Regions from separate parts of the Homo sapiens genome. Here region 2 is linked to region 1. A link is a contact called in ENCODE Hi-C or POLR2A ChIA-PET data. All regions are on one chromosome and are shown on one strand. The core of a region is the stretch at or near the end of the contact, and the rest is flanking DNA. Distances in the headings are between cores, read along the strand shown.

What was found. A loop is a pair of places that touch in the nucleus more often than their neighbours do. ChIA-PET counts read pairs that join two places held with the same protein, here RNA polymerase II (POLR2A). Pooled maps may share reads with other maps.
Region 2: a map of mammary epithelial cell shows a loop between it and region 1 (2.5-fold over the local background). The contact joins the enhancer-like site here to the promoter of PPIA in region 1. A Hi-C loop is called at or near these places in 2 of 168 maps with a recorded cell type or tissue (PC-9 and mammary epithelial cell) and 1 of 50 pooled maps. POLR2A ChIA-PET finds 5 or more read pairs at or near these places in 11 of 52 experiments (B cell, BJ, CD4-positive, alpha-beta T cell and 7 more).

The regions. Positions count from the first base shown.
Region 1 is chr7:44,793,559-44,800,169 of GRCh38, reverse strand. PPIA (peptidylprolyl isomerase A) reads right to left here and starts at 3,489. Exons shown (of 5, transcript NM_021130.5): 1 at 3,377-3,489; 2 at 893-923; 3 at 690-778; 4 at 296-468. The coding sequence starts at 3,445. LOC105375259 (a long non-coding RNA gene) reads left to right here and starts at 3,640. Exons shown (of 2, transcript XR_007060300.1): 1 at 3,640-4,102; 2 at 4,746-5,054. RefSeq lists silencers at 3,019-3,368, 3,389-3,658, 3,749-3,948.
Region 2 is chr7:44,676,822-44,683,432 of GRCh38, reverse strand. OGDH (oxoglutarate dehydrogenase) reads right to left here. Exons shown (of 23, transcript NM_002541.4): 10 at 1,585-1,713. Among named protein-coding and RNA genes, the nearest start is that of ZMIZ2, 69 kb to the left of the region's middle. RefSeq lists a silencer at 5,074-5,287. Within about 2 kb of position 4,857, at least 12 of the 41 ENCODE cell types and tissues checked have a DNase peak (open chromatin) inside an H3K27ac peak, as active enhancers do; they include mammary epithelial cell, where a contact is called at or near this core.

The sequences.
Region 1 (6,611 bases), core at 2,240-4,739:
TTGCAGTGAGCCCAGATTGTGCCACTGCACTCCAACCTGGCAACAGAGCAAAACTCCATCTCAAAAAAGTAGCACCTAATTCAACCACCCAGCTAAGGGCCAAGTTTCTATCATAGTATCTGACATTCTGTATCACATTGGCTATATTTGTCGTTTATGTATGCTCTTCTTCTAGTATCTTAGGGATGAAAAAGTCTGTGGAAGCAAAGGTTGAAGAAAAGTAGTGTTTGTTCCGTTCCCCCCAGGGCAACTTTTCATTTAGTCAGGTGGTTAGTGTGCCATGTTGTACCCTTACCACTCAGTCTTGGCAGTGCAGATGAAAAACTGGGAACCATTTGTGTTGGGTCCAGCATTTGCCATGGACAAGATGCCAGGACCCGTATGCTTTAGGATGAAGTTCTCATCTTCAAATTTCTCCCCATAGATGGACTTGCCACCAGTGCCATTATGGCGTGTGAAGTCACCACCCTGTCAACATATAGGAAAAATGTCACTTCTGACAACATAACCATGAAGTGTGCCAAATCTGCAAGGTTCAAACTTTAAACCCAAGTTCAAACTGAATAGAAGGGTTAAATAGAACCGAAATGGTAGAGTAACAGTTCAGATATGTGTATCCTGAAATATTCTGGCTCAATCCCAAATGAAGGGAGCAACCCAAATAAAATAAAATTCAGTAAATTTCGTACCTGACACATAAACCCTGGAATAATTCTGTGAAAGCAGGAACCCTTATAACCAAATCCTTTCTCTCCAGTGCTCAGAGCACGAAAATTTTCTGTTTAAAAAAAAATTAAACACATATATACATACATAAAAATATATATATACACACACACACACAAACTGTCACAATTGGAACATCTTTGTTAAACTTAGAAAATGGACCAACCTGCTGTCTTTGGGACCTTGTCTGCAAACAGCTGTAAGAGAAAATTACAGTTAATTAACATCTGCTTATTTTGTTGCTTAGTACCCATGTCTTTAGGGGCTTCTGAGTCATAAATTCATTTTCTCACTAGAATACTTCTTCAGTAATTACTTTAATTCCCAAGAACTGCTCCTGACAGCCATAAGGCCCTGCAGGCAGTTGGGTTAAGAAACATGAAACCCAAAGACATGCCAAAAATCCAATACTAGTCATAACTTAAATAGTGAGACTTCTAGAAAGTGTCTCAAACTTTTAGTACATCACACCTACTTCTGAAAAGATATATGGCTTCTTAAATGTCTATCACCACCCCCCAACTTGAGCTAGAACTTACAAGGCAAAATTCTAAGGAACAGCAAGCACTGCTGCACGATCAGGGGTAAACAGCTGTTCTTTTAGTCACTTGTAATGAAAATGCTACTACCTCCAATCTGTTAACATAGCTTTATGGATTAGATGAGCAGTCACTTCTTGGTATCCAGGCCCCTTACCTAGTAGTGGGGTAAAAAATAAAGATTGGTTTCTAGTATATCTGGTTTTGAACCTTTCTTGAATGTATAATACGTTATGGCTAGAGAGGTAGCTTAAATACCATAAACATTTACAAGCCCTTTCATAAAAACAGCTTGTTTAAAAGTAGCATTTTATAAGCTATTTCACAGATGTGACTGAATTAACTACTAGTATCCGTGTGCACTTCTCTTATAGCAATGTACTTTTTTTTTTTTGAGACAAGAGTCTCACTGTCACCAGGCTGGAGTGCAGTGGCACGATCTCGGCTCACTGCAGCCTCCGCCTCCGGGGTTCAAGCGATTCTCCTGCCTCAGCCTCTAGAGTAGCTGAGATTACAGGCAAGCGCCACCACGCCCAGCTAATTTTTGTATTTTTAATAGAGGTGGGGTTTCACCATGTTGGCCAGGACGGTCTCAATCTCCTGACTTCGTGATCCGCCCGCCTGGCCAACGTACTTATTTTTTAGTTTTTAGGTATTTGTACCTAGAATGTATGGTCTTTCTAAAACATCAGCTTTTCTCAGAGCTTTATAGTCGGTACGTTTAAGTTCCTATGGCTTCCCTTTCAGACTTTCGCTAAAGCCAAAGCCCTCATTGGCAGTTACCCCTCCATTCTCATCAAGACCTGCAAGTCCTTTCTCATTTCCCTGAAGCTCTTTGGGTAACCTGATGCCCAACATTAGGTCAGGCCAAGTTTCCACGAAAGCCCTTGTCACTTACCAGCTTTGACTACACTCATAGGTGGGGTGGGGTGTGGATTAACATGCAGTGTTTCAGTGCCTATGTGCCAGGCACTATGGACAGGGTAGGCAACAAGGAAATCGCTCTGTCCTCACGAAGACTGCATGAGGATCAATCTATTTTCGGAATAAGATCCCAAACTAGCCATTGGTGGCCTTTTGAGATGTGATTTAAAGGAATAAAACCACTAACATCCTATTTCGCTACTCCCTAAGGTCTATCCATGTTAACTGGAACGGAATCGTACTCAATATTTAACTTTGAAGACACGCGCCAAGTTTAGATACTATGCTATAATTACAACTGATCTTTAAGAACTCATTTAACGCTCTCAAAACTAATTAGGTAATCACTGGTAATCCACCTTGGTCGGAAGAGGCCTGCCTTGTGGCCAGTCGCAACTTGCTTGCTAGGCAGAGGGACAATCGGGAGGGGCTCAAGAGCGCCTCCCCCGCCAGCGCCGTCACTGCAGTGGAAGGCGGTCCTTGGGCACCAGCAAAGGCAAGGCCCATTTTCACATTTCCGCTTGGGGGTGGGGGACACGGAGGGACGTTTGGGGCACATGTATAAATATTCCTACTTTATCCAAATGGAAGATATTTCAAGTGGCAACCCGTCACATCCCAGCAAGTCTCCTTTTATAACATGGCCTCCCGGGATCTACAGGACCGAGCATGGACGGGCTCACACCGCGCCTCGATCCTTGAGAAAAACCCTCAAGCAAACAGCTTCCCAGCTCAGGATGTAAAGCACCCATGCCTGCCAGGGGACAGCTTCCCAGGAAGGCGGTCGCAAGCCCCCGCGAGCGTGCTTCTGGCTCCGGTCTGCGGCGCCCAGGCCAAGCTAGGGCGGAGCCCAACGACTCTCAAGGCGCGGACCTGAGCGCGGCCGCCGAGCACGTGCGTCGGACAGGACAGGGCGCGGCCACATGAGGCGGGCGGGCGGACGCGGGCCCCCTCCCCCAACGGCCTCGCAGCCGCCCCGCCTGCCTTTGTCCGCCGCCGTCCCGGCCTCCTCCCCGCGACTCGCGGACCTCCCAAAATGGCCCCTCGTCAGGAAATGGCGCCGCAGCCCGCCCGCGCTCGCCCCTCAAGCAGGGTCGCCCCGCGCCCGGGCCTTTGGGGCGCTACCACCCACCCCGACCCCGGCCCACTTTCTGGGCCCCATTCCCGCACGCCGCCGCCCGCCCGACCTCAAAGGAGACGCGGCCCAAGGGCTCGCCGTCGACGGCAATGTCGAAGAACACGGTGGGGTTGACCATGGCTAATAGTACACGGTTTTCCTCGGCGGTGGCGTCTGCAAAACGGCACGAGCCTGGCCTCCCGCCCCTTTTATACCACGTTCGGCCCCGCCCGCAACCCGGTCTCGCGCCTCCGTCCCGGCCAATCGGGTCTGCGACTTCGCCAGAGTGACAGTGCATCTGGCCTATAGACGGAAGCCGGCGCTGATGGGGACGACACATGAGGCGCGCGTGCGCGCTAACGCGCGGAGGCAGGTTCCCGCCTGCGGGCTCCGTCGCGGTGGCTGCGGCATGGGACTCGGGGCGGGGCGGCAGTACGGGACGCGGGGCACGGGGGAGGGTCAGTGCGGAACGGGGGTGGGCAGCATGGCGCGCGCACGCGGGAGACGGAAGCGCGGCGGCTCTTCGGCCGTTGTCAAGCGATGAGGCGCGTCTCCCCATTGCACAGAGGGGGCAACTGAGGCGAACGCAGGCCTCAAGGTCGCGCCGCCAGTCAAGGTCGACTGGGGTCCCGCGCCCGGACCCTACGCCTCCGCGAGCGGAAATGGGGATGGCGCGTCCCCGAGACCTAGGAGCAGCCTTGCGTCCGCATTCCGCGCGGGCAAACACCACGTCGCGTCCTACCAGGCAATGTCAGGAAGGAGGTTGCCTTTGAGCATCGCTGTTTTCTCTAACGAGGTGGGACAGGAGCAGTCTCCGGTTTTGAGAGATTATGAAATGCTTTCAAAATGCTCTACTTTCCGAAAATATCTTACACTCTGCTTGAATCTTCTTCAGGAGGAAGCCATTAAAACAGGAGCCTGGCCAGGCTCTTACCTGTGAAGATGCATTATGCACATTTTGCCCTCTTACTCTTTTTGAATCTCTGCTCCTGGTCTTTCCCTGCCCCCGCCCCGCCCAGCTCCTACCGCCCCCGCCTCGGGGCTGAATTGTGCTTTGATTTTTGGGTGAAAGATAAGTCACAATTTAAAAGCGAATTTCTTCAGGCAAAGACATTAATAATACTTTAATTAAAATGCACTTGTAGGCCAGGCGCGGTGGCTCATACCTGGCGCTTTAGGAGGCGCGGAGGCCAAGGCCGGGGAGGATCGCTTCATCTTAGGAGTTCGACACCGGCCACCAGCCTGGGCATCTTAGAGAGACGCCGTCTCTACAAAAAAATAAATAAAAATAAAAATTAGCTGGGCGTCGAGGCGCTCGCTACTCAGGAGGCTGGGCGGGGAGGATTGCTTGAGCCCGGAGGTCGAGGCTGTAGTGGGCGGTGATCGCATCACTGCATTCCAGCCGGGACGACAGAGTGTGACCCTCTCTCAAAAAATAGGCCGGGTGCGGTGGATCACGCCTGTAATTCCAGCACTTTGGGAGGCCGAGGCGGGAGGATCACCTGAGGTCAGGAGTTCAAGACCAGCCTGGACAACATGGTGAAACCCCATCTCTACGAAAAATACAAAATTAGCTGGGCATGGTGGTGCGCACCTGTAGTCCCAGCTACCCCCTCGGGAGGCTGAGGCAGGAGAATCGCTGGAACCCAGGAGGTGGAGGTTGCAGCGAGCAGAGATGGCGCCACTGCACTCCAGCCTGAGAGACAGAGACTCCGTCTCAAATAAATAAACAAAAATATAAAATAAAATGCACTTATGTGACTGGTGTTTTGTTAAGAAAACCTTACAAGGGAATTCATATATCCTGGGCTGTCACTTAAGTTGCAATATTAAGGATATTATTTAATGTTTCTTTTTGTTTTTTTGAGACAAGGTCTCACTCTCACCTAGGCTGGAAGTGCAGTGGTGTGTTATCGGCTCACTGCAACCTCCCCTTCCCGTGCTCGAGCAAGCGTCCCACCTTAGCCTCCCAAGTAGCTGGGACTACAGGCATGCACCCACACCCAGCTCATTTTGTGTGTGTGTGTTTTGTAAAGATGGGGTTTCGCCACATCGCCCAGGCTGGTCTCAAACTCCTGGACTCAAGCGATCCACCCGCCTCAGCCTCCCAAAAGTGCTGGGATTATAGGCGTGAGCTGCTGCACCTGGACGTTGTTTAATGTTTCTAAAACTCAGTTTCTTCATCTGCACAACCAGGATAGGGTTGTGGTGAGACAAAAATGATAATTCATCTGATAGATGAAGTACAGTTTCTGGCCTCTTGCCATTGTTAATAACCATGAGCCAACGTGTTAGGAATTTATTTATTTGAGATAGGGTCTCACTCTGTTGGTTAGTCTGGAGTGCAGTGGTGCAATCCTAGCTCACTGTAACCTCGAACTCTTGGACTGAAGCATTCCTCCCTCCTCAACCTCCCAAATGTCTGGGACTAAAGGCACAAGCCACTGTGCCAGCTAATTTAAATTTTTTTAACAGAAACTGGTTCTGGCTGTGTTATCAGGGCTGGTCTCAAACTCCAGGGCTTAAAGGATTCTCCCACCTTGGCCTCCCAAAGTTCTAGCATTACAGGTGAACCGCCATGCTCAGCCTGTGTTGGAAATTTAGACTATGTTGTTTTGTTCTCATCACCATCCCATTATCCCCATTTTACAGATGCGTAAAGTAAAGCTCTGGCTTCTTGTTCAGAGTAATCGCTTATGAGTGTTAGCAAAGCCAAACTGGAAACTGCTTTTTTCCCCCCCACTCCACATCACTTCTTGCTTTGTGATCTTAAGAAAGCCACTTGTCCTCATCTGACACTGAAAAAAAATGCCCAAGGCCTTCAGGCATAAATTCTTACCATTTCTCTCTCCATCCTAAAACGTAGAGCAGTTAGGAACTCCTCCAAAGAAGTAAATGAATGAGGCCGGGTGAGGTGGCTCATGCCTGTAATCCTAGCACTTTGGGAGGCAGAGGCGGGTGGATAATTTGAGGTCAGGAGTTCAAGACCAGCTTGGACAACATAGTGAAACCCTATCTCTACTAAAAATACAAAAATTAACTGGGCAGGGCTGGGCATGGTGGCTCACACTGTAATTGCAGCACTTCGGGAGGCCGAGGTAAGTGGGTCACTTGAGGCCAGGAGTTCAAGACTAGCCTGGCCAACACAGGGAAAACCCATCTCTACTAAAAAGTACAAAAATTAGGGCTGGGCACAGTGGCTCACGCCTGTAATCCCAGCACTTTGGGAGACTGAGGTGAGTGGATCATGAGGTCAGGAGTTCAAGACCAGCCTGACAAATATGGTGAAACCCCGTCTCTACTAA
Region 2 (6,611 bases), core at 3,608-6,107, 120 kb after region 1:
AGAGTGACATCCCGCCTCTACACAAAATAAAAAAAAATTAGTCAGGAGTGGTGGTGCACGTCTATAGTCCTTGCTACTCGGGAGGCTGAGGCAGGAAGATGCTTGAGTCCATGAGTTCAAGGCTGCAATGAGCTATCATCATGCCCCTACACTCCAGCGTGAGCTATGGGGCAAGACTGGTCTCAAACAAACAAACAAAAATCTAAAACAATAATGCCATCTTAAAAATAATGTATTAAAATCTATTTTTTTCTTTTTTATTTATTTATTTACTTATTTATTTTGAGACAGAGTCTTGCTCTGTCATCCAGGCTGGAGTGCAGTGGCGTGATCTCAGCTCACTGTGAGCTCCACCTCCCGGGTTCACGCCATTCTCCTGCCTCAGCCTCCCAAGTAGCTGGGACTATAGGTGCCCGCCACCACACCCGCCTAATTTTTTTGTATTTTTAGTAGAGACGGGGTTTCACTGTGGTAGCCAGGATGGTCTCGATCTCTTGACCTCATGATCCGTCTGCCTCGGCCGCCCAAAGTGCTGGGATTACAGGTGTGAGCCACCACGCCCAGCCTATTTATTTTTTTCAAGACAGGGTCTCACTCTGTTGCCCAGACTAGAGTGCAGTGGCATAATCATGGCTCACTGCAGCCTCGACCTCCCAGGTTCAAGTGATCCTCCTATCTCAAACCCCCAAGTAGCTAGGACCACAGGCATGCACCACCATGCCTAATTTTTTTAATTTTTTTTTTAGACAGACTCCTGCTCTGTCGCCCAGGCTTAGTGGTGTGATCTTGGCTCACGGTAACCTCCGCCTCAAGGGTTTCAAGTGATTCTTGTGCCTCAGCCTCCCAAGCAGCTGGGATTACAAGTGCGCGCCACCAAGCAGGTAGCTTTGTATTTTTAGTAGAGATGAGGTTTCTCCATGTTGGCCAGGCTGGTCTCGAACTCCTGGCCTCAAGTGATCTGCCCACCTTGGCCTCCCAAAGTGCTGGGATTACATTTGTGGGCCACCATGCCCGGTGCTAACTTTTTTTCTTTTCTTTTTTTTTTTTGAAATGGAGTTTCGCTCTTGTTGTCCAGGCTGGAATGCAATGGCGCAATCTTGGCTCACTGTAACCTTCACCTCTCGGGTTCAAGCAATTCTCCTGCCTCAGCCTTCCAAGCAGCTGGGATCACAGGCATGTGATCCCATGGCTAATTTTGTATTTTTAGCAGAGACGGGGTTTCACCACATTGGCCAGGCTTGAACTCCTGACCTCAGGTGATCCACCTGCCTCGGCCTCCCAAAGTGCTGGGATTACAGGACTGAGCCACTGCACCCGGCCACCCAGTGCTAATTTTTCAATTTTTTTGCAGAGAAAGGGGGTCTCACTATATTGCCCAGACTGGTCTCAAACTCATGGGCTGAAGCAATCCTCCTGCCTTGGCTTCCCAAAGTGCTACGATTACAGGCGTGAGCCACTGCACCTGGTTTTTAATAACAGATGTATTTTTATAATCAGAAAACAGTGAACGTCCTAAATGACTCAGAGATGTCATTCTAAGTAAGACTGATGTGAGCAGCAAAGCCGCAGGCTGGTGTGAGGTACCTGGTTGTTGACGACCACGTGCACGGTGCCATGAGTTGTGTAGGATGGCAGGTCGCTGAGGTGGAAGGTCTCGTACACAATGCCCTGGCCAGCAAATGCAGCATCCCCATGCAACAGGATGGACATGACCTGTAAACACCAAAGGAGACCCCAAATCCAGAATGTTCTGATTGCCAAGTCCACAAGGTAAACAGAGGAAATGCATCATTTGTTTTTCAAAAAATAACGTTTTGAGATAATTTCAAACATAGAAAGTAGCAGGAAAGTCCACAGGGCCCCAAATCCCCAACATGCTAGCACCTTGGTATATCTGCTCAACACCAACACACCCTGCCATCATCATCTGTTCTCAGCACTGAAAGAGCTGTAGACCTGATGCATTGCTAGGACACTCTCCAACATGACTACCCGGACCCTCTGTTCCGGGAGGGCAGCACTAGCTTAGCCATTGGCCCCAGACCCCACATGGGAGGGCAGCATCACTTGCCAGGTCTCTTTGGCTCCTCCAACCAGGAGCAGCTCCTCATCCTTCTTGTCTTTGCACCCTTGACAGACCTTGGGTCCCCACTTGGGAAGGACATACTGCATCAGGTCAGGTTAACTCTGCTCACCTGGGAGGCTGCTGTCTGCTATCCTCCCTTTCACTCACCATTGTTTTCCTTGGCAATGAGTATAGTGGTAGTATTTTGTGAGAAGAAACTTTACATCCTGTTCCTCCTCAAACCTCCACCCCAGCCTCAGCAGTATTGACAACTGCGTCTGAACCAGCCCCTTGGGTGGTTGATGGATGGCAAACACCAGTTTCGATTACTCCTAAATTTATTAGTTGGCATTCTCTGCAAGGAAGAGCTTTCCCTTCTCCCTTGTTTATTTACTCGTGTTAGTATGTACTCATGGTTCCTATTTTATTCGACAGGTTGCATTAATATTGTTAGTTATTTTAATGCTCACACTGTTCCAGGTTGATAGGGAGAGCAGCTCTGTCCAGCTGCCTCCCTTTCCTGTGAACAGGGACAGGTCTCTTTCATTCATGAGCACCTCCTTGCTTCCTGACCAACAGAACATTGTAGCTTCCATGTTGTACTGTCCCTGTCCAGCCCTGGACAATATCAGCTGTTTCTCTAAGAAGCCAGCTTCCTCCAGTAGAGGATGGGATTTAAGACCAGTATTTGTGTGCTCATCACTGCCAGGATATCATCATTTCTAGGCCCATTCCGCATACATCTAAAAAATACATGTGTGCATATGCAGGCGCACATATACATGGCTATTTCTGTGTGTGTGTGTGTGTGTGTGTGTGTGTGTGTGTATGCAATAAAACTATGAGTTTGTATTGATACCTCCAAATTTTAATCCAACACTTTCTAGGCCACCTCCTTCCACACCTATAAATATCTCCTACAACTGCAAGACACTCCATCCTCACTGCCTTTGATATGTTTACTCATTTGCTCAGTGTCCCCAATGCCACAATCATGTAAGCCCACCACCTCTACTCCTTGGATACACAGCCTATACCTCTTTAAAACCCTTGTATTAGTCAGAGCTCTCCAGAGAGACAGAACTGAGAGGGTGAAGAGGAAGAGGGAGAGAGAGAATGATTTTCTTTCTTTCTTTTCTTCTTTTTCTTTTTTTTTGAGGCAGGGTCTCACTCTTTCACCCAGGCTGGAGTGCAGTGGCACGATCTCAGCTCACTGCAACCTCTGCCTCCCAAGCTCAAGTGATTTTCCCACCTCAGTCACACAAGTAGCAGGGAATACAAGTACATGCCACCATGCCTGGCTAATTTTGGCATTTTTTTGTAGACACGAGGTTTCACCATGTTGGTCATGCTGGTCTCAAACTCCTGGGTTCAAGCACTCCTCTTGCCTCAGCCTCCCAAAGTGCTGGGATTACAGGCATGAGTCATCGTGCCTGGCCGAGAAAGATGGGTTTTTAAGGAATCAGGCTGGCAAGTGCAAAGTCTGCAGGGCGGGCTGGCAGGCTGGAGACCCACAGCAGAGCTGATGTTGCAGCTTAAGTGTGAAGGCTGTCTGGAGGCAGAATTCCTTCTTTTCTGGGAACCTCAGTTTTTTCTCGAAGGCCTTGAACTGACTGGATGAAACCCACTCACATTGTGCAAGGTCTTCTACTTTACTCAAAATCTACTGGTTTAAACGTTAATCTTATCTTTACAAAATGCCATCTAGATGGGTGTTTAGCAAAAAAAACCTGGACGCTGTGGCTAGCCAAGGTGATATACAACACACCCTCTCCTGCTGTGTCCTCAGCCTACGGGCCTACTGACCTGCACCTCCCTGAGTTCTTGTGATTACCCTGGTCCTCAGCGCTGTGCTGAGTCATCCTTGGTTAAGACCCATGATTTGTGTGTCAGGGACAAAACCTAGAATTTTTAAAAACAGAACTGCAGGTGTCCTGCCTTTTGGTGGATGTGGCAGGTGCTCACTAGGATAGCAGCATGTGGACGTAAGGATCTGGTTTGCTTACGGGGCCCCCTTGGAGGTGTGCAGCTTTGCTACGATGCCCAGGCTGCCTGAGTGTAAAAGCCATTGGTTTTGAGTCACTGACATTTCATGCTTTCCTGATCCCGATAGTGTGTTGTTTCTTCCCGCAGATACTTTTCTGTCCAGTCTGTCTTCTGCTGACAGGGCACCTGTAGTCAGTCTTCCTCTTGTCATGGTATTTGCTCTTGATCATCCTGGTGATGTTGTACTGCGACTACCATGCCATACTGCACTGTGGTAACTGTCTGCTGAAATCACAGCCAGGACACATGGGGAATCTCCTTGTGTCTGGCAGCCTGAGCCATACCTCTGGCAGGAGCGGGTTCTCCCTTTGCAGCAGGTTGCATTGCTGCACTGAGGAAATGCTTTCATGAACAAAGATCCCAAAGGCCATATTAGCACTGAGCCAAATCAGGTCTGTTTCACAATCATGCATGAGGTTATGGGATGACCTCAGCTGCACTTACAGAAAGTATGTAATTCTTCACGAAAAATGCTGAGAGTTACATAACACACACTCCAGCTCCCTGAGTTTCTGGATTTAATAGAAATCAAATCATGTCCTATGGGTGTCAAGAGGAGTAAGAAGAACAGGCAGATGGCTGAGCCTGCAATGACCCCACACTGACCCTGCTGGGGACATGTGAGGGCTTGAGGCAAGGTGACGAGGAGGCTCAGAAAGAGGGCCTGGCAGCTATCCACATTGGGGCAAGGGCAAACTTGTGACAACAAGGTTTGTGTAGACTGGAAAACAAAGGGACTGACAGTTCGGACTCAGCTGCATGCAGACTTATGAGCAAATCAGGGACTAACCAGCCTCTCCTGTCCTGGCATCTCATGAAGGGACCAATCAGTGTGACCATCTGTAGCAGTTTAAAATATACTCTATTGCTTTTACTCTAATGATTTCATTCCTTTTTGGGAAATTTCCAGCATTATGAGGTGAGTACTGCTAGAGTGGATTTCTGTCCACAATCTATGAATGTGGGAATCACCCAAAGTTTTCGGTAATCTCATTCCACTACTCAGCCCAAATGCCTGGGCGAGTGTCCTAGCCAAGGAGGGTGCAAATACCAGAGGCACTGGTCATCACAATGCTGATCTCCCCATGCCGATCTCACCTTAGCCCAGGCCATCCCAGACACCCAGTGTTGTTACTGCCTGCGGGGGCTGCAGGTTCCCCAGAGCTAAGGCCTCTTTGCATCTAGTTGAAGTTTCTGTGGCACTGTCCTGGCCCATGAGCTTGAAGCCATGGAATGACCTCTGCGTCCCTGTGGGTCATACTCGTTCTTTACAGTGAGCATTGATCGATGCGGGAATCACTTCCCCAGCCCAGGCTCCATTACCTATGATGACAGTTTCCCTTCCTCTAACACTGTAAGCATGACAGTAGTAGATTTACAGTATTTAAAATTATAGAGCCTGGTAAAGTAATAATTGGTTCCACTTCTTTTTTTTTTTTTTTTCCTTTGAGAAGGAGTCTCCCTCTGTCACCCAGGCTGGAGTGCAGTGGCGTGATCTCAGCTCACTGCAACCTCCGCCTCCCAGGTTCAAGCAATTCTCCTGCCTCAGCCTCCTGAGTAGCTGAGACTACAGGCGTGTGCCACCATGCCCGGCTAATTTTTTTTTTGTATTTTTAGTAGAGATGGGGTTTCACTGTGTTAGCCAGGATGGTCTCGAACTCCTGACCTCAGGTGATCCACCCGCCTCAGCCTCCCAAAGTGCTGGGATTACAGGCGTGAGCCACCGCACCTGGCCAATTGGTTCCACTTCTAACATAGACCTGACTTCTTTCCAGGGCACAACTAGGAGGCCGGCCCCTCCCTGCTCTGTGTCCCCAATTCCCCCTACATCTTTGCTCTTACCTTTCATCTCCAGAAAACATTCTTCCCTTCCCACCTCCCTAAATCCTGCCACTTCTCAAATAAAATGACAACTACCTGCTCTGCTACTAAGGGGTGTGCCTTCTATCCTTGGTCCAACTCTAGCCCACACCCCTGCACACCTCTTCCAAAGCTCTTCACGGCTAACTCCAGTTTCCTATCATGCCGTGTATGTGCTATTTGCTTCTTTACACACGACCTTTTTTCTAAAAAGAACAGGAGGCTCTGGAGAGAAAAGTGGTGATGCCTTCTTTATATGTTTCCCAGAACCCATACATAAGACATTACAAATATTTGATTTTTTTTCTGATTATTTGGTTTTTAGGTCATCATTAATAGGAAATATAAAATTTGTCAGACAAGATTCTATCTTGAAGTTAAATAAGGGCAAATTGTTACAATCTGTTGAGACTATTTCTACACAAGCAGGCAGGCGAGTCAACCCCCAACACTCAGTCACATGACCAGAAATGGTGAAGCAGGACCCCACCTGCCTGCAGTCTGTGCCCTCCTCCGTCTCCTACCAGCCCGTGAACTCCCGCCTCTAATCACAGCAAGCATGACTCTCCTGACAAGTCTCAGTTCTACAATTTCTCCTTCAGGCTCACCTACACTTTTTCCTTACAGAGACTCTCAGACT